2 separate regions of the Homo sapiens genome follow, and region 1 is linked to region 2. The links are chromatin loops, found by intact Hi-C in ENCODE. Cell type or tissue: psoas muscle. All regions are shown on one strand. Links, peaks and the distances in the headings refer to the core of each region. The heading gives the core; the rest is flanking DNA.

Region 1 (9,712 bases), core at 1,189-9,188, 250 kb after region 2:
AAGTGATGCTGAAATGAATTTCACAAATTCCTATCGATCAACAGAAGCATATCTAGAACTCAAACACAGAGCAGATTCCAATGCAGTTGTGCAGCCCCACGCACACGTGGGAGCTCTGTCAGGACAGCTGTAGTAGTCAGATGGCTGGGACAGAAGAGCTTGTCGCATAAATCACAAGCAGTGCCTGTGAATTCTCATCAGGTCCCCTTGCATTTTCCTCCTTAATAGATTTTATGAAGTCAAATAGGCAACATTTCATTGTTTCAGGTGGAGAAAATTGAGACACAAGCTGATGAAACAATTTGAAAATAGAAGCCCTGAGTCCTGAATCTTAGACCAAGTTTTCCTCCTTCATAAATTAATGTATTGAATTCTGCCGCTAATGGTATTGCAAACCCGCTTACTATTATTGCAGAGAAAAATCTAAAAATATAGACAAGAGGCCGTGGGTGCAGTGGCCCACACCTGTAATCCCAGCACTTTGGGAGGCTGAGGTAGGCAGAACACAAGGTCAGGAGTTCGAGACCAGCCTGGCCAATGTGGTGAAACCCTGTCTCTACTAAAAATAGAAAAAAATTAGCTGGGTATGGTAGTGTGCACCTGTAGTCCCAGCTACTCAGGAGGCTGAGGCAGGAGAATCGCTTGAACCTGGGAGGCAGAGGTTACAGTGAGCTGAGATAGAGCCACTGCACTCCAGCCTGGGCGACAGAGTGAGACTCCGTCTATAAATAAATAAATAAAAAGAAAGTACTTTCTATGCCAGTTACAAATCCATAATGATATGTTTAGCAATCCTGTTTTTTATTTATCCTTTCCTTCTCAGAAATTCAATAGCAGACTTAGTTATATATACACAGCCAATGTGAAGACACTTATTCTCAAACATGCAAATGTTATACACGTCATCTTGCTTCCCTCTACCTATTGTCAGCCTTCAGTCACAGTGTCTACCAGACAAGTCATTTCTAATTAGAGAGGAATCTGGCATCTGTCTTTGTGATTATACTCTTTCAGCTCCAATTTGCTGCCAAACCCCAGGTCTCCACAGGTGGGAACTGAAGAAAAAAAGCATTTTTCACTGGTGGTTTCTTTTCAAAGGTAAAGTTTTCATCTCTGCAGGAGCAATTAATTTTTCCTGTTTAAAATGACAGACAAAAGTCTTATCTTTTGCTTTTCACTTGAAGAGCTTGGGGAAGGCAGTGTGGGAGCAAAGGCATGTTGGTTTTTCCTATTTCCCTGCTGAGCCAGATGAGTTGATTTCTGAGCAAATTCTCGGTATTATATAAAGGGGTTAGTAATCTGGTTAGATACCATTGAATGCCATAAGATATTAATAATGAGAATAAAAATTTTAAGAATCGACTTTTGTTCAGCGCTTTCAAAGATGTTTGAAAAATCTCCACTCCACAATGATAATGTCCAGTTTTCTTCCCTGATACAATCTGAAAGTTTTTGTCCCCATGAAAGACTTACATATTGAAATTCCAGGCCCCAAGTTGATGGTATGGAGAGGTAGAACCTTTGGGGAGTGGGGCCTTCATGAATGAGATTAGTGCCCGTATAACAGAGGCCCTAGAGCAATCCTTTGCCCATTCCACCATGTTAGGACACAGCTAGATGGTGCCATTTATGAATCAGGATATGAGCCCTCACCAAACACCACATCTTATCTTGGACTTTTCAGCCTCCAGAATTGTGAGAAGTAAATCTCTGTTGTTTAATAAGCACCCCAATTTATGGTATTTTGCTATTGCTATCTGAACAGACTAAGAAACTAAATATTACTACCTCTTTTGGTGGTAGTAATATTTTTTGCCTTCAGCATAATAGAAACTATAGAATGGAACTCAAGATACAATAGTCTTTATGATCTTAACAGTAGTAGTTATAATAGAAAGAACAGTGGACTTGGAGGCAAGACCTAGGTTCAAAACTTGGCTCTATTACCTATTAAGCCTGTGAGTCATTTACTATATCTTTTCTCAGTTTTTAAATCTCTGTAATGGGGACAATACTTCCCATAACCACCTGACACATATGAGGTGAGGGTCAAGTCTGATTCAGCTATGGAAGTGCTTTGTTAATCATAAAACCTAATATAACTGCCTGCATTATTTCCTATAATATCATGAAAAAGGCTTCTATGGAGAGCCAAAATTATGTCAATATTTTCCAATCCATTCCACAGGGCATGGTAACTGTCCCAAGAGTTGCTTAAATAAAAGAAAAAAATAAAAACTATCTAGACAGTCAGATTTTTAAGAAAAATTATGGTGCTATGCTTCTCAACTTCAATTACTTTATGTGCAAAATGTAGTAAAAGGACCTGCCCCAAGATTGTTGTGGGTGGGACACACACACACACACACACACACACACCCTGGGGCCAGTAACCTATGCATAATAAATACTAAATTATGTTCGTTTCTCCCCATTACACTGTTGAGAGCCTCACCCACTCTGGCTCCCTTCTAGTTTGAGCAAAGGCCCTGGTTCTTATTGAAGGAGTACCAGAGTGGGTACCTGAGCCCCTGCCACAGCACCTGGGAAATAACAGCTGCTAGTTGAGCACCAGATGATCCAGAGTTAGGAAAATCCCTCTATGTGGAGTAAGGCACAGGAGGAAGAAGAAATGGGGACATTCTTTGTTCCCCTCACTGACCTGGGATTAACCTTTAGAACAGAATTTCTCAAATACTTTTAAATGTAACCCCATATTATGAGTACTTTTTATGCAGTGGCCCAGTATATATAAAGAGCACAACACATATGAACCAGACATATGCTACTTTCTATTCCTTTAATCCTATTACTTTTAAAAATAGGATTTTAGGACACACTAATTGGTAGCAGTCCAACAGTTCAAAAATGCCACTGTAGAAGGTCTCCCGGCATGACCTCCAACCTCATAACTTTTCTGGGCACTCCCTAAGGTGTGCCCTTAGGGACCTGACAAGTGACAAACTGACTATTAATTGTTTTGCAGTTCAGAAAACAAAGAGATCATAACCAGGACCATGGGTTTAGAGGAGCTAAAAAATACAGAACAGAAAAAAATATAACTTGTTTTTCTTAGATGCTTTGTTCATGACCCCCAGAGAAAACGTGTCACAATTTCTCTTCCCTGTAAATGCTAAGAATCTTTTAATAACAATAAAAGGGTGAAATCCATCTTAGGCCCCCCACACCCTGCTCAGGGCAGGCACTTCATCATGCTCTGCCACTGTCACCATAAATAAGATCTAGGTCTTACAAATGTGTCTGCTACCTGGGACAAGCCCAGAGCCAGATCACATCTTACTATCCAGAACGTGGTTGACAAATGTACCAGTTTCCCTTAGACACACAGCATATTCCTTGCTGCAGTGTAATTGGATTTTTTTTAAAAAACTTTTTACTAGAAGATTCCATAGAAGAGGAACAGATGAGTGAGCGGTTGGGATCAGCGTTGAGCCTCATAACTTTCTCTTCAGTGTCTGACTTGCATCTGTTCAAGTAGGTCTGTTTTATTAATGCTTACTGGCCTACAGCTATAGCCATAATATTAAAGATACAATGTTAGCACAGCACTGACACATAGATTGTTTTCCATAGGAAAGAAATTAATGTTTGCATAGGATATTGAACCCCTGGCTTTCCTCCAACTTTCTGGCCTCCATGTTCAAAGGCTGGATTAAAGATACAGATTACAAAGGGGCTCCTATTACCATTGAGAATGGGGTAGAGATCAATGAAAGTTAACCATTACGAATGGGGTAGAGATCTGTGAAAATTAACCATTAAGAATGGGATAGAGATCAATGAAAGCTAGACTAGGGGTCTAAGGCTGAGATACCACCTCACCTCAATGTGAGACCAGACTTCCTCTGCATTGATCAATCCTCAAGCATCAGGTAATCCATATGGACTAGCAGGTACTTGGTAAAGAAGGAAACAAAGTGATCCCTTGACTCATAAAACATCCAAACAGCTTTGTCAGGCAGGTGGCAGAATTTCATTTGTCATAAATGCTGGGGTCCTTTTGTCACTAAGAATAAGAGAATGTAGCCACCTCAAGTTTGATCGAGGCCAACATTTATGCTCAAAATATTGTAGGGTGGAACATTTAAATTCAGTTTCTACATAGCTGCCATCCTGTATACCAAGGACTCTGAAACCCCAGCCCAGGAGGCCCTTCTAAGCAGATGAGAACAATGAGAGTCTCAAACACAAGGGAAGGCGGGGGTTGAATGGGAAGGTCACAACCCAGTAACCTGGTCTGTGCTTCGGGGCAGGACTCCAGACAGATGAATAGAGAGGGCCTTAGAAACCAGAGGCCAGGTGGAGGGAAAGCTGCACCGATGGAGGGCATTCAGAATTGGGAGCCAGGGGACTGGAGGTGATACTGCTGCTGACTCCCCGAGATGTTCAGACTAGATGCTGCTGATAAAAGAAAACTGACTCCTCAGGAACTCCCTCTCCTGCGGGAACAAGTTCCTCTTGGGATTGGTTGCCATGAGTTCTGGGTCAGAGGGAGATTAGTCTGTGGCTGACCAGCCTGATTATGGTTTTCTTCTGGAGCTGGGCTTGGCAAAGTTATTCTGCAAAGAGTAGTAAGTATTTTTAGCTTTGTAGGCCATAGGCTCTGTCTTGCTATCATTCAACTCTGCCCTTGTAGCACAAAAGCAGCCACAGACAATACATGAACACTGGGTATGGCTGCATTCCAAAACAAGAAAATATATATTTACAAAAACAGGCAGTGGGCCAGATTTGCCTTGCAGAATGTAGTTGGCTGAGCACGTGTACTTTGGGCTCCCTAAGTCCTGGTTTCCTCATTTCTAAAATGGAATAATGATACCTATCTCTAGGGTTGTTGAAAGGTTTGAATGAATGGATGCATGCTAATCCTGCAGCATTATGCGTGGCACAATAATAAAAATAACAATAGCAATACAATCCGTATTGTCATTATTATTATTTTCCCATTCCTGGTCTAGGAAAAAGCATTCAGAGATCAATTCTGCCCACTCATCTCACTCACTGCACTTAATGAGCTCTCTTCTCAGATCCATATAAGATAGGGTATATGGGTCAATTATCAAATTCCAACCTTTCTCTGTTCAAATGCATAAAAGCCCCATAACCAATCCCTGCCCACTCTTCCTGTGCTCACTGAGATCTTGTCTAGCTCATTCTTCTGCAGGCATCCTGGCTGCCACTCAACAATGGACTTACTAAGAAAACCTGAGTCATAGTACCCCAACCTGGATGGAAAGAGTATGACAGGTGCCCAGCCCTGCCCCATTTTCTAAGTGGATAGCACCAAACTGAAGGGATTGCTAAACAGTGTGTCACTAGTCTTGGCCGGCATGCTCTTCCATGCAGAAGAGATTGGGCAGATAACCATCTCTTCTGGAGGATATTAAGTTGTGTTCTTGGAGATGAGAGGATGAACTCAGTTGACCTCTTAGGACAGACTTTCTTGTCAAAGGATACTTGGAATCTCTCCTTCCTGTTACCGCTGGGGAAGGGATAAGTAGAAGGTAATGAAGCATGAGCCTCCCCTACAGGAAGGAAACACACTAGGCATCTCCAAGTCCAGTTAGAACTTTGCCATCCACTGTAAGCAGGCTCACCCTCTGACCCTGGGAGACAATGAGATTTATCTATATCTTGTAACCATCAGTGATTAGAAACACATCCAGACAAAGAAGCCCAAGGGACACTTACTGCTCCATAATTTAACAGCTTCTCTCCGGACACTCCTTTGGATTATTTAAATTGCATTTTTTTCCAAGATACCGTGACCTCCCCATCTCATGAAGTGTGTTTACCAACCTTCTTCTCTCTTCTCACATTCTTCTTTCTCCCTAAGGTCAAAGCTAAAAATGGTGACATTTCTAATGACACATGTCTGTGTTTTAAAACGGAGTTACCCCCATCATGGATAACCCAGCCTCCACATCCACCTCATGTTGATGTTGAGGAAAAACAAAGAACACTGGAAAGTGTAAACTGCGTCTGTTCTGGAACAGAAAATACCTCCAAGAGGGACTGATTTCCACATGGAGTTTAGTAGCTCAGCGATGCCACCCACAAAAGCAGATCCTGTGTTTGCTTTTGTGTCATGAGACTCTGGAGACAGAATGAAGACATGCTTTTATGCATGCAGTATGATTTTGTGATTAGGGTTTTGTTCCTGGGCTGGGCTTGACAAAGTTCTTCTGCAAAGAGTAGTAAATATTTTAATCTTTGCAAGTCATAGGGTCTGTCTTGCTATCATTCAACTCTGCCCTTGTAGCACAAAGGCAGCCACAGACAATACAATGGGCATGGCTGCATTCCAAAACAAAACCTTTGTTTACAAAAACAGGCAGTGGGCCAGATTTATGTTGCAGAATGTAGTTGGCTGACACCTGTTCTGGAGAAAAATACTCTTTTCTCCACAAGGCCATCCCTCCTATCCATCAAGCTTCTTGTTCATGGCCCAGTGCGGGTGCTCCTCGGTACTTCTATTTTCCTCCTTTCTCCTTCGCTTTTCTTTCTCTGCTCCTTTCTTTGTTTCTCTCTTCTATATCTTCAATCTCTTTCTGTTTTTCTTGTAAAGCACTTGCCCACCACATTGTAATGTAATCATCTGCACCCAGATCTGTCCTCTACTGGACTTCCTTAAGGCTCTGTTTCTGAGAGTTTGTAGTTTTCTGCAATGCTTTATAGGCAGTAGGTGCTCGTTCAATGTTAGCTAATCAGCCTGCTCAACTGGGACATTTTACTCCTTTTCCTGAATGCCTGGTCTTCCTCCCATAACCTCCACAGCAGCTGTGTTTCAGGAGCAGCTCCTCCTCTCTGTTTGGAGCTCTCAGTGTTGGAGGAACAGCCACTGGGATGGGATTCTCTGAGTCCAGGAACCTTCAGCAGCTGGTCCCCGCCTGAAGAGAGAGCTGCTGTTCCAGTTCACAGCACACCTGGTTGTGACAGGAGAACAAAGGAGCCCTGGCAGGAGCATGAGTCAGACCAAGAGGGGGCGAAAGCCTTTTGGTGAAGGTCCCAGAAGGCAGAAGTCTTTTCATAGGGCTCGGGTCAGAGGTGTTCCACCCAAGAGGATGTCTGGCAGGTGGCAGCTTCCTTTCTGCACTCTTGCCCCATTCATCCTCTCTTTGGCCCTCATCTCTTCAAGAGAAGGACTCCTTCCTCCTGTTTTGCAAAATGACTAATTTTCATTTATGCCAATCTAGTTGACAGACCCAGGTCAACGCAGGGCTAAGGTAAGTGTCTGACTTCACAAGCCCCTGGGGCAGCAGCTCCTCTGATGGTTATAAAGAGCTGCTCAGGGGATGTTGGGCCTCCCCACATGGTCTTTTTTTGGGAAAGAACTTACCTGCTGAGTGTGCATCTTAGAGGCCTGCTGTGCTTTTGGCTCCAGAAATGGTGTCATCTGGGGCTTGGCCTGAGTCCAGGTTGCTCTTGGTCTCCTTCAGTGAGACATTTCCCCCTCCCACTCCTCCTTGCCCTCTTGCTAGTTTCACAGATGCACCAACACATCCATTTTTAATCTGACCAAATCAATTACAAATGTTACAGATTGTAATTACCGAAGGAACTCCCAAAAACTAATTATGTAATATGCAATCCCCACAATAAATTACACCTTTCCTTTGGCTTGATGTTCCAGAAAACTGTTTTCTGAGGAGGCAGAGAAAGTGTTGCTCATCTCTGCCAGGGATGCTCACGAAACGGCTCTTTATTTAGCTCCGCTGCATGTTTGTGGGTGTTTGTCAGAGGTGGCCACAGGCTTCGTGCCAGGGCTCTGGGCAGCAGCCACATCATCTTTTGCCACCATAGGGGATGTTGCCAGAATACCCATGGGACCATGTCTTCTTGTCATTCCACCACCAAGAGAAACTTCAGTTTCCTTGGGCAAAAATCTGGGAGTTCTGGTAACGGAAAGCAAATAGCAGATGCAGGAGATGCTTAAAAAGGAAAGAGAAGCAATGTGTTAACCTTGGCCTGAGACTAGTGGAGTCCTGTTAAGTGATGGATCACTAGAGCGTTCCTCAGCAACAGTGCCTGTCAGAGAAGAAATCCAGAGCCGACATTTACATTTTTCTTTTCTTGTTTTCTTTTCACTATCATCAGACAATGGAATCTCCGAGCTTGCTGAATCTCAGCTTTAGGTACCAATAAAGGCTTTCCTTGACCTAAATGCATTTGAAAATCACACTATAAAATTATGTCAGTGATAAAGTAAGAAATTCACTCATTTAGAGGACTCATAGCCTCAGAGTTGCAGACCCTTCACTGGGAGCTGCCATTCATGTGAAATGCTATTCATAACTCTTAATAAAATAATCAGGATTAAAGGGGAAACAGGGAGCAAACTTGTAAACATCTCAGGCATGGAGCAGGGGATGGAGAAGTTTAGGAACAATTGCTTATGTCAGGAGGGCCAAGGAAGGCTGACAGAAAAGAAAACGTTCTTTGAGTCTCAATAGTAGTGAGAGGGTTCCCAGTGAGGAGTGAGCTTGGGGTTTTTCCTGTGTGTCTATGTATGCACGGGGGTGGTATGTGTATGTGGCAGTGACTATGTGTGCATATACATGTGCACATGCAGATGTGAATTGTGTGCATGTGTGTATGCATGTGTGTGGATGTGAGTGGGTGTGGATGTGAGTGTGTACATGTGTGCATTTCTGCATTTGTATATGTGTTGCTGGGTATGGGTGTGTGTGCATATGTATGTGGGTGTACATGTGTGTATATGCCTCTGTGTGTGTGTGCACGTGTGTGTGTGTATAGGGACATCAAAACACACAAGATAAGAACCCTTTACTCTTCTCCTGCAGCCTTGGCCTTTACTTCCCTGTTACAGCCTCCGTGGTTCTTACTGTAGATTCCCATTGAACTGACCGCCTCCTCTCCTAGGAGGGCCAGGGGAGGGGGCGTCTGTGTGTTCTTCAGGTGCACACCCAGCCCTGAGCCTGCCTCCTGGTAAGTGCTAGCTCAGTGTCTGCAGAGCGGTGGAACTGCACCCCACACTGATGGGATGGGGGACAGTTAGTGTGCATGGCGGGCAGTTCTCATCTCACCTCCTTCCTCACCAGACATGCTAAGTTCCATTTTGCAACATGGGGAGTCTAGGTTTTGTCACTTGTTTTTTGAGCATTTGTTTTTAAGACAGAAATGCAATTTTTTGAATTAGCATGGACCCAATTCTGGCATATAGAATAAAGTCTATAGAAATCTGAAGAAACTTTTCTTTTTTCAAAATTCTTGACATCGGAAGAAACCTCGTGGAATGCTCTCAGTGTCTTTTACTGCAAACCTCCACATCCTCCTGGTGATTCTCACGTTCTCGCCTCTCATGTCCACTTGGTAATCTGTCATTTTAGTTTGGAAATGATTCAGGAACCTACTCAATCTCTCTTTGTAAAGCTGCTTTTATGAAAACAGTCATTCCTCCTTGCCTGTGTCACCACAAAATTGCTAGCTTGGTTTCTTTTTCCATTTCCCTTATTTCATTCTGTACACCTTGCCGAGGTTACTGTATTACTCTGTCTTGTACTGGTATAAAGAAATACCTTTACATGGCCAGGGGAGGAGGAAGATGGCAGAGGGGGTAGTGCTATTTATTTATTTATTTAAGATAGGGTCTCACTGTGTCACGCAGGCTGGAGTGCAGTGGGGTGCTCTCAGCTCACTGCAACCTCCGCCTCCCGGGTTTTAAGCAATT
Region 2 (9,712 bases), core at 718-8,717:
GATAAAGTTCAGATTTCATTAGCTTTTGATGTCACTTTTCCTTGGGGAGAAAAATCACATTTTTGGGTGACCTTTTTAGTTAATTCACAGCTGGGAGAAAATCACACTTAGTGTCTTTCCTGTTAAGAGGTAATTAGACGCTGCTGGTCAGTGCAGTCCTATGAGATGGGCTGTGCGGTGGGGGTGAACAGAAGCAAAATATTGCACTCATCCTTTTGGCCTCTGATTCCCAGCGCCTGGGCCACAGTGGCCATTAAAGGAACGAGATCAGTAAGTGACAACTCAGACTGTGACAAGCAGTGAAATAGAGGTACAATACCCGGGGCAGAGAGGGCTCACTGCAGACCTGGGATTTAGGGAAGGCCTCAGAAGAAGGAACATTTGAATTGAACCTTAAATAATATATGCTAAGCTTCAAAGGAACTGAAATGTACATGCACACGCAGAGAGAGTGGGCAAACTTGATTTCTACAAGAGTCTACTCCTGGATATTCCTATAACAGAGCTAAGTCACACTGCTGCTATCAGGACCCAGTCTTTCCTGCTGATGGGCTTTCCAGACTCACTAGTGTTAGCCACATAACTGTTCTTCCAGAAATGCTGGGTGAAGACGGATCTCAGAGTGTTTTTATTAAAACACTGTGGTCTCCAGTAATATCACTTATTTGTGAGTTTCCCCAGGTGGAAAGGGTCCACAAAATTGGTGGTGTCAGGTACGATTCCCATAAGTAGAAGATGAAAAGAAAGATCCATGAGGTCACATCCAGTCTGTCTCTGGAGGATCAGGGCAGGAGGATTCCGGGATGTGTTTATTTTCTAGCACTCTGTCCACCTCAGACTTACATGTTTACATTTATATAGCACCTTTCCTCAAAGGAAATGACTTCACTCGTGGAAAAGCGAAAGGTCATTTGAAATTTGAGTTACATAGAGAAGCAATAAACTTCACGCTGTCAGGAGGTTGCGCTGAGACTTTGTGAATGATCCTTTGTGGATTGCACCCCATCACTCCCACTTACCTGCTTGCCTGTGTGAGATTTTTGTATGCTATTCCACACTTGTCTGCATGCTGACCTCTCATCTCCCAGACAGCTCCTTTGGCTTCCCCAGTGACCTTAATTATCACCTCATCAAGAATACATATTTAGTGCTTTTAATCTGTCCCCAGAAATCAATCTATCCTCTGCATGCATTACTTTTGTTTAACCCTTTTATCAATTTCCTACCTTGCCCTGCTGCATTTCTACTTTCTGGTTTGAAGTGACTCAGAAATAATCTATCTTCTCATTAGAGCCTCGTAAAAAGGGACTTTGCAACCTGCCAGCTATGTGATTTTTCCACCTCTGAAAGTGAACTTTGAAATGATATTAGCTCCTTTTTTTTTTTCTATAGCATTGCATGACTGGTCTAAATCCGACTTGCCGCCTGCATGTCTCTCTTCACGGCTCTTTTTCAAGTCGCCTGCGTGCTTTGAATATTTCTCTTCAAAGGGAGGGGCTGCTCTTTCCCTCCAGTTAAATCTCTCTATTATTTTCTACTCTCATAGCTATTGCTGCTAAGTTCCTCTGCATCTCTCTTCTCCTCGCTTTCCTGGAATTTGCAACCCTTTCTATTTGGAGTCAGCTAAGAGTTTCTTTTGTGTGAGGTCTTCTTTGCACTTTGGCCATGAATATAAGTGATACTATGACCAAAGGTAACAACTGTGCTTGCAGATTTCATTTGGTTATAGGGCTGTGCTTTTACATCTTCCTTAATTGTTATAATATGTTGATCAAGGATGACTCCTCTGCTATAGAATTCAGGGAAGTGAACTGGGATAGTGAAATGAGTACAGGCTTTGGATTCAACAGATCCTGGTTCAAGTCCTTGCTCTGCCGTTACCAGCCCAAGATTTTGTGTTAGTAAAATAAAGATACTGTAACAAATTATTATAAACAGGATGGCTTGAAAGAAATTTATTGTCTCGCAGATCTGGAGGGCAGGAGTCCCATTCCACATTTCTTGCCTAGCTTCTGGTAGTTGCCAGCAATCTGTGGCATTCCTCGCCTTGTAGCTGCAACACTTCAATCTCTGCCTCCATCTTCACAGGGCCATCTTCTCAGTGTGTCTCTGTGTCTCTCCTCTTCTTGAAAGGATAATAGTCATTGGATCTTAGACTCACTAAAATCCAGTATATCTTGAGATCCTTAATTACATCTGAAAAGACCTTATGTCCAAATCAGCTCACATTTACAGGAACTGGGATTTAGGACTTGGAGATATCGTTTGGAAGGATACTATTCAATGCGATATAGCCTTAGTCAAGTTATTTATTCTCTCTCACACTCAGTTTCCAGAATGGTTGTTGAGAGAAATAAATCATAAAATGTTTAGAAAGCCTCTAGCATCATGGCAGGCATATAGTAAGTGATCAATGAATATTAATTCCCTTTTCCAAAATTTCTATTACTCCTTTGGTAGGACTTTTTAGAAAACAAATACAATCTTGTTTTACAGAGTAGGACATTTTTAGAGATCTAGCGTTACATCACTATATGCAATTAGAAACCAGCTTCCCTCTAAATAATTCATCTGCAAGACAAAGATGAAAACTTTGATAAGAAAGGGGTCAGCCAGGTGTAGTGGCTCATGCCTGTAATACTCGCAATTTGGGAGGCTGAGGCGGGCTGATCACCTGAGGTCAGGAGCTCGAGACCAGCCTGGCCAACATGGTGAAACGTTGTCTCTACTAAAAATACAAAAAAATTAGCTAAGCGTGGTGCTGGGCACCTGTAATCCCAGCTACTCAGGAGGCTGAGTCAGGAGAATCTCTTGAACCAGGAAGGCGGAGGTTGCAGTGAGCTGAGATGGCACCATTGCACTCCAACCTGGGTGACAAGACTGAGACTCCATCTCAAAAAAAAAAAAAAAGGGGGTAGGGGGTCCACACAAAAACCAGACAGGCCTATTTTTTTCAGTCTATAAATATTTACTGAGCAACTACTAAGTACTAAACACTGACCAAAAGAGACCAGTGACCAGTCATCATGGAAAGATATAAAATCGACAATAACACAAAACTATGAAATATAATTTCAAGTAATAGTAAATAAAATAGAGACAAATGAAACAGGATGAAAAGATGGAGCACTTTGAATGGCAGGAGAAATGATGACCTTTGGGAAGGTAACATTTAAGGCAAGTTCTGGATAAAGTGAGGGGTCATCCCATGCAAGGGACTGGGGGACACACGTTCTAGACCAGCAATCCTCAACCATTTTGGCACCAGGGACTGGTTTCACAGAGGACAATTTTTCCACAGACTACGGGTGGGGCATACTTTCAGGATGATTCAAGGGCACTGTTTACCGTGTACTTTATTTTTATTAATATTACATTGTAATATATTATGAAACAATTATACAACTCACCATAATGTAGAATCAGTGGGAGCCCTGAACTCATTTTCCTGTAACTAGACAGTCCCGTCTGGAGGTGATGAGAGACAGTGACAGATCATCAAGCATTAGATTCTCAAAAGGAGCATGCAGTGCAGCCTAGATCCCTCAAGTGCACAGTTCACAATAGGGTTCGCACGCCTATGAGAATCTAATGCCACCACTGATCTGACGGGAGATAGTGCTCCAGCAGTAATGCAAGCGATGGGAGGTGCCTGTAAATACAGATGAAGCTTCACTCTCTCACCCTCCACTTACCTCCTGCCTAACAGGCCATGCAGCGGTATCAGGTGGGGACCCCTGTTCTAGAGAGAAGGAATCGCAAGTGCAAAGCAGGACAGTCAGGGTGTGTAAGGCAGTGGGGTATGGGGACGGGTTTGGAGGAAGGCAGGAGCTCAATCATGTAGAGCCTGGTTGGCCAGGGTTGGGATGGGGCCATCATAAATGCTGGATGGGATCCAGTGTGGCTGGCAGAGCACAGGGTTTGAGGGCAACAGCTACTGCTAGCTGTGATTCAGAAGGGCAGTCTGCAGTGTGAATTGAGACCACTGTGGCTGGTTCTCCAGACACTGGTACAGCTGTCTAGGATATGCAGAACTTTTGCCTCGTTTTCCAACTCTAGGTTCTCTCTACTGCCATTCTCTTTGTTCACTACCCAAACTGTCCTCCAACCACAGGAATGTCACCAGCTCTGGATGCTTGTTCTTGCTCTCTTTATTTTATTTTTGTTATCTGATAGAAGCAGACAGTAATACTCTGAGATACTTCTAGGAACCAGTATATGACAAGAGATGCATTTCACCCTGTCAGTTCCTCCAGCACAAATGACATGATAGTGCTTTTCTAAATAATTTTGCAATAATTCGAAATCCTGTTCCTCCAACACAAATGACATGACAGTGATTTTCTAAATAATTTTACAATAATTCCAAATCCTGTTAAATCAGTGCATACACTTCTGTGGATTTTACTGTCTATTCACCTGAAATTAAATTCTGGTGGGCTTTGCTGCACAGTTCACCTAGAAGAGGCACAATTAGATGCAATCTCATTCTAGTCTGACACTGCTGTGCTAAATACTTTCATTAAAAACTATTTTCTCAAAGAATAAAAGCAAGCATAAAAAATAAAACTAGGGGCCTTTCCATAAGAGAAAGAATAGAGATTGAGAGGAATGGGAGGAAGGGATACTGAGTGAAGAAAAGCTAAACAAAAGCATGGAAAGTCAAAGAAGCACACACATGTGTGAATAGCATCATCTAATTGTCCTATAATGAATTGTCCTATGTCAGAGCATGCCTGTCAAATTCTTCTAAACTTCTCTAGGCAGGCTTAGAAAGGTAATAATATTCTAGTTCTCATTATTGGGAAGTCACAATCAAGAGCAAGTGAATTGAATGTTAAAAGTATGAGTCTAGCTGATATTGATAGATCAAATGTAATACAACAGCATGTGACACTTATTAGCCTTTTGGTCAAGCTATTGGGCATGGAACACATTCAACATGCAGTAACATTTATTGAGCACCTACAGTATACAGTGCCATGGTTTGAGTAAGGGCTCTGTGGAATGGAAGACATATCCTCTGTCCTCCAGAAGTGTTCAATATCGATTCTGAGTCATTTCCTGTGGCCTTCACTTTTTCAGTTCTTCATATCTACTTTCTTGGAAGGTATTCTCAATTAAGGCCCAAAAGGCTGCACATAAATTTAATTAAGGCTGGAAGTGGTGCTAGACAGTGGAGGAGCAGTGAGCCTGAGCTGCAGCCAAAAGGAGGAATAATCCACTAACTCAGGAGAGCACCCTTTCTTCCCCAGCAAATGCCCAGTGCACTCTTTATTAAGGGACACTGTGCTGTGATGAGCTGACCTGGCCACAGGGTGTCACAACTGCCCCAGGGACTCCTCTACAAACTCAGGAGGGAGACAAGGTCTGAAAGGTCAGACACCAGCAGCTTGTCGTTCCCTCTCCTGCCCACATTGCCAAGTGAGTCAGCCCTGAGTCAGCCCAGCTGCTCAAAAATCATCTAGAATGTCACGGCTGCCAGGGCCTGACAGAATGCCTTCAGAGCTGCTTACCAGGCTCTGTGTGGCTCTTGGTCTAACGGAGGGGATCGACATTTTGGCAGTGCCCGTGAGTGAGATGAAGGACTGGTGACAGCCCCACACCCACGCAGCACCGGCTCCCTCATAGACCTCCAGTCATTCGACCAGGTTTGTTCCTGGAAGGATCTGCATCATTTATTTGGAGAAGGACCAGGCAGGGGGTCAAGAGACAATGATTTTAGTGTCGGCTCTGCCTCCTTCAAGTTGGGGACCTTCAGCCACTGAATCCACAGAGATGGGCCTCAGTTTCCCAATCTGTAAAATGAAGGTGGATCCTTTCAACTTCTGAACATTAATGAAGGATTGGCCATGTCTTATTTGGTTAGACATTTCAATTACTTTCTCTTTTTTTGGCTCTGACAGCCTCCAAGGTAGAAGAAATTAGCGTTTTTTTTTTTTTGTTTTTGTTTTTTTTTTTTTTTACAAACACAGAAACTGAGGGCCTGTGAGACTAAAAGAAGGTAATCAAAAGAGAATACAGAGGAGACATTTTAATCCAGATCTGTCCAGATTAATCCCACTGTAATTGGGGTGTTCATTTACAAACTACACACAAATGTTTTGTGACTCCTGGGAACTGAGTTTCAGACATGATGAGATGAAAGACACAGAGAATATATTTGAATAAGTCTCATAAAAAGTAAATTCTGGATCTTTGGGATAGAAGCTAAGGGATATTTGTGAATCAAATGGTAGTAGCAAAATGGGTCAAGAATGGCAGGTAAAGGATAAACAGAAGAGAAACACATTTTAATAATACTCAACCAATATTTATTAAGTTTCTCCCCTGAAAAAGTTATTGTTCAGGGCAGCAAAAGACATGCAACCCTAGAGGCAGCTGAGAATCCAGCCATGCCAATATCCGAATGCAAATAAAAGCAAGAAAAAGCCAGGAAAAAGACAAGCAAAGTACTGCAGGATTCAATCAAGAATCGAATGAAGAAGCTGTATCCCATTGGTGGAACTTGGAAGGCACCAAGGAGAAAGTTTCAATTGAGTCATAAAGAATAGTAGAGTATCAACAGGTAATAACACAAAGGATGAGCTAGCTGGAAGAAAGAGATGCATGAACAGAAGTCAGGAAAAAAAGGGTTGCATTTGATTGTGGAAGACAGTGTAGCAATTCCTCAAAGTCCTAAAGACAGAAATACCGTTCGACCCAGCAATCCCATTACTGAGTATATACCCAAAGGAATATAAATCATTCTATCATATAGACACATGCATACGTGTGTTCATTGCAGCACTATTCACAATAGCAAAGACATGGAATCCACCTAAATGCCCATCAACGATAAACTGGATAAAGAAAATGTGGTATATATACACCATGGAATACCATGCAGCTGTGAAAAAGAACGAGACCATGTCCTTTGCAGGAACATGGATGGAGCTGGAGGTCATTATCCCTAGCAAACTAATGCGGTAACAGAGAACCAAACACAGCACGTTCTCACTTTAAGTAAGTGGGAGCTAAATAGTGAGAGCACATGAGAGGAACAGCACACACTGGGGCTTTTTGGAGGCTGCAAGGTGGGAGGAGGGAGAGGAGCAAGAAAAATAACTAATGGGTACTAGGCTTAATAGCTGGGTGACAAATAATCTGTACAACAAACCTTCATGACACAAGTTTACCTATGTAACAAACCTGCATGCATACCCCTGAACTTAAAACTTGTTTTTTTTTAAGAAAAGAAAGGGTTACATTTGGAGAACAGTGAAGACTATTCTGTTGAAGTGTGTAGGGGACATAGGATTGGAAAAGTTCCTCTGAAATCATATTGTGGAGAGCCTTCCTAAAAGACAATTTTGAGATTGGTGGACAATGGAGAACCAATACAAGAGTAATATACTTTTCTTTTTTTTTTTTTTTTTTTGAGACAAAGTCTTACTCTGTCCCCCAGGTTGGAGTGCAGTGGCACAATCTTGGCTCACTGCAACCTCTGCCTCCCAGGTTCAAGCAATTCTCCTGCCTCAGCCTCCAGTGTAGCTGGGACTACAGGTGCCTGCCACAACGACCAGCTAATTTTTTTTTTTTTTAGATGGAGTTTTGCTCTTGTTGCCCAGGCTGGAATGCAATGGCGCAATCTTGGCTCACCGCAACCTCCGCCTCCTGGGTTCAAGTGATTCTCCTGCCTCAGCCTCCTGAGTAGCTGGGATTACAGGCATGCGCCACCACCCCCAGCTAATTTTGTATTTTTAGTAGAGACAGGGTTTCTCCATGTTGGTCAGGCTAGTCTCGAACTCCCGACCTCAGGTGATTCGCCCACCTCAGCCTCCCAAAGTGCTGGGATTGCAGGTGTGAGCCACTGTGCCCTGCCTGATATAATTTTTATAAAGAAGTTTTTGCCTATTGTCTGGGCATGGATGCTGGAACAGGAGATGGGATGCCAGAGGAGAGGTTAGTAAAACAGTCCTTAAAATAATCTGGTGGCAGAGGTGAGAATGAGGAGGTGTTAGAGATACCAAGGTACAAATGTGAAGACTTGGCCTCTGATTAAACACAGGTTCTGGAGTATTAGAGACAGGGCAAACAGATGGTGGAGTTTTTAAGCCTCAGTGGGAAAACGAAGGTGCTGTTAGGATAAGCAGAAATATCATAATGAGTGGCAAATTCCAAAAAGCTTACAAGAGGAAATACATAAAGAGAAAAGAAGTATACAAATGGAACATTGGGAAGAATTTATGTAATGCAGTGAAAGAAAGAAAGTAAAGCTAATGAAAAAGAGAAACCAGCAACCAGGGTATACAGTTAGGAAGGAAGAGAGAGTTCCTTGAAGAAAGCAGCAGGGTCAGTAGTGGCAGGGACCTCAGGGGTTGAGAAGGATTGAGACAAAGCCTTTGGAAATGCTGTGATGAGTGCTGTTTTCACATCTTTGCCATTTTCTCTGAACATAGAGAAATTCTGTCTGTGCCTGTGTATTTGTAGCCTCCAACACAGCGTCCTGCCCATCAAAGGCGCTCAATGAATATTTCCTGAATGGAGAAAGGAAAACACAGACACGGGGCTGTTTAGGAGAGCTGTAGGCATGGAAACAAAGGTGTTAAGAGGGAGTGCCTTCTGAGTCTTGCAGGTGTCCTCTGTCTTTCCAAATAGTTCTGGGGAGAAGGCAGTTCTGGGCTAGTGCAGTCCTTCCAGACCTTGAGCATGCATCAAAATCACCTGTGGGTTTGTTACATAGCTTGCTGGGCCCCACCCCTAGAGTTTTCGATTTGTAATAATAGGTCTGAAGTGAAGCCCCCGCATTTCCATTCAAACAGGTTCTTGGATGGTGCGGAGGCCACAGGTTCAGTGATCATGCTTTGAGAACCCCTAGGCATGTGAAAATATCCCTGTATATTCAGTTAGGAGACATAGTTTGAGTCCCAACTCCTTATTGGCTCTTTGCCTTGAGGTATTTCTCTCTGCCTATTTTCTCATATGCAAGATGAGGGTCTTACCTAGAACATAGCACTGATAGGCGCGTTGAATGAAATCTCAGTACTTGTCTAAAACATGTTTATTGAACTAATTTTTTTTCTTTAAAAAAATTTTTGGCTGGGCGCAGTGGCTCATGCCTGTAATCCCAGCCCTTTGGGAGGCCGAGGTGGGTGGATCAGGAGGCAAGGAGATCGAGACCACCCTGGCTAACATGGTGAAACCCCACCTCTACTAAAAATACAAAAAATTAGCCAGGCGTGGTGGTGGGCGCCTGTAGTCCCAGCTACTTGGGAGGCTGAGGCAGGAGAATGGCATGAACCCGGGAGGCGGAGCTTGCAGTGAGCAGAGATTGCACCACTGAACTCCAGCCTGGGAGACAGTGAGACTCCATCTCAAAAAAAAAAGTTTTTTGTTTGAAATTTGATTTATTTTTAAATGTCTTCAGCTTTACCGAGGTACAATTGACAAATAAAATGTATACAGTATATTAAAGGTGTACAACAAGATGTTTGATATACATTGGGAAAGAGTCATCACAATCAAGCTAATTAATATGTCAGTCACCTTACATCGTTAACTTTTTTGTGTATCTGATGAGAACACTTAAGATCTGGTCTCAGCAAATTTCGAGTATACCATAGCTTCTTATTAGCTATGGTCACCATGCTGTACATTAGGTCTCCAGAATTTACTCATTTTATAGCTGTAACATTTACAGCTGACTAACATCTTCCCATTTTCTCCACCC

The links. A loop is a pair of places that touch in the nucleus more often than their neighbours do. Peaks named below come from ENCODE experiments on the same cell type or tissue, not always from the same donor. Only the 100,000 strongest peaks of a DNase experiment are listed, where the experiment ranks them.
Region 1: a loop joins it to region 2, with 10 times the contacts of the local background. A loop is called at or near these places in 7 of 110 quality-filtered maps.

The regions. Positions count from the first base shown.
Region 1 is chr15:86,872,031-86,881,742 of GRCh38, forward strand. All of the region lies in intron 22 of AGBL1 (AGBL carboxypeptidase 1), which reads left to right. Among named protein-coding and RNA genes, the nearest start is that of AGBL1-AS1, 560 kb to the left of the region's middle. In psoas muscle, for the core only: a CTCF peak has its summit at 5,551; DNase peaks (open chromatin) are centred at 5,261 and 7,771; H3K27ac peaks cover 1,595 bases.
Region 2 is chr15:86,619,436-86,629,147 of GRCh38, forward strand. The region is part of intron 21 of AGBL1 (AGBL carboxypeptidase 1); the gene reads left to right. Among named protein-coding and RNA genes, the nearest start is that of AGBL1-AS1, 310 kb to the left of the region's middle. In psoas muscle, for the core only: a CTCF peak has its summit at 5,319 (motif pointing right); a DNase peak (open chromatin) is centred at 5,436; H3K4me3 peaks cover 322 bases; H3K27ac peaks cover 1,360 bases.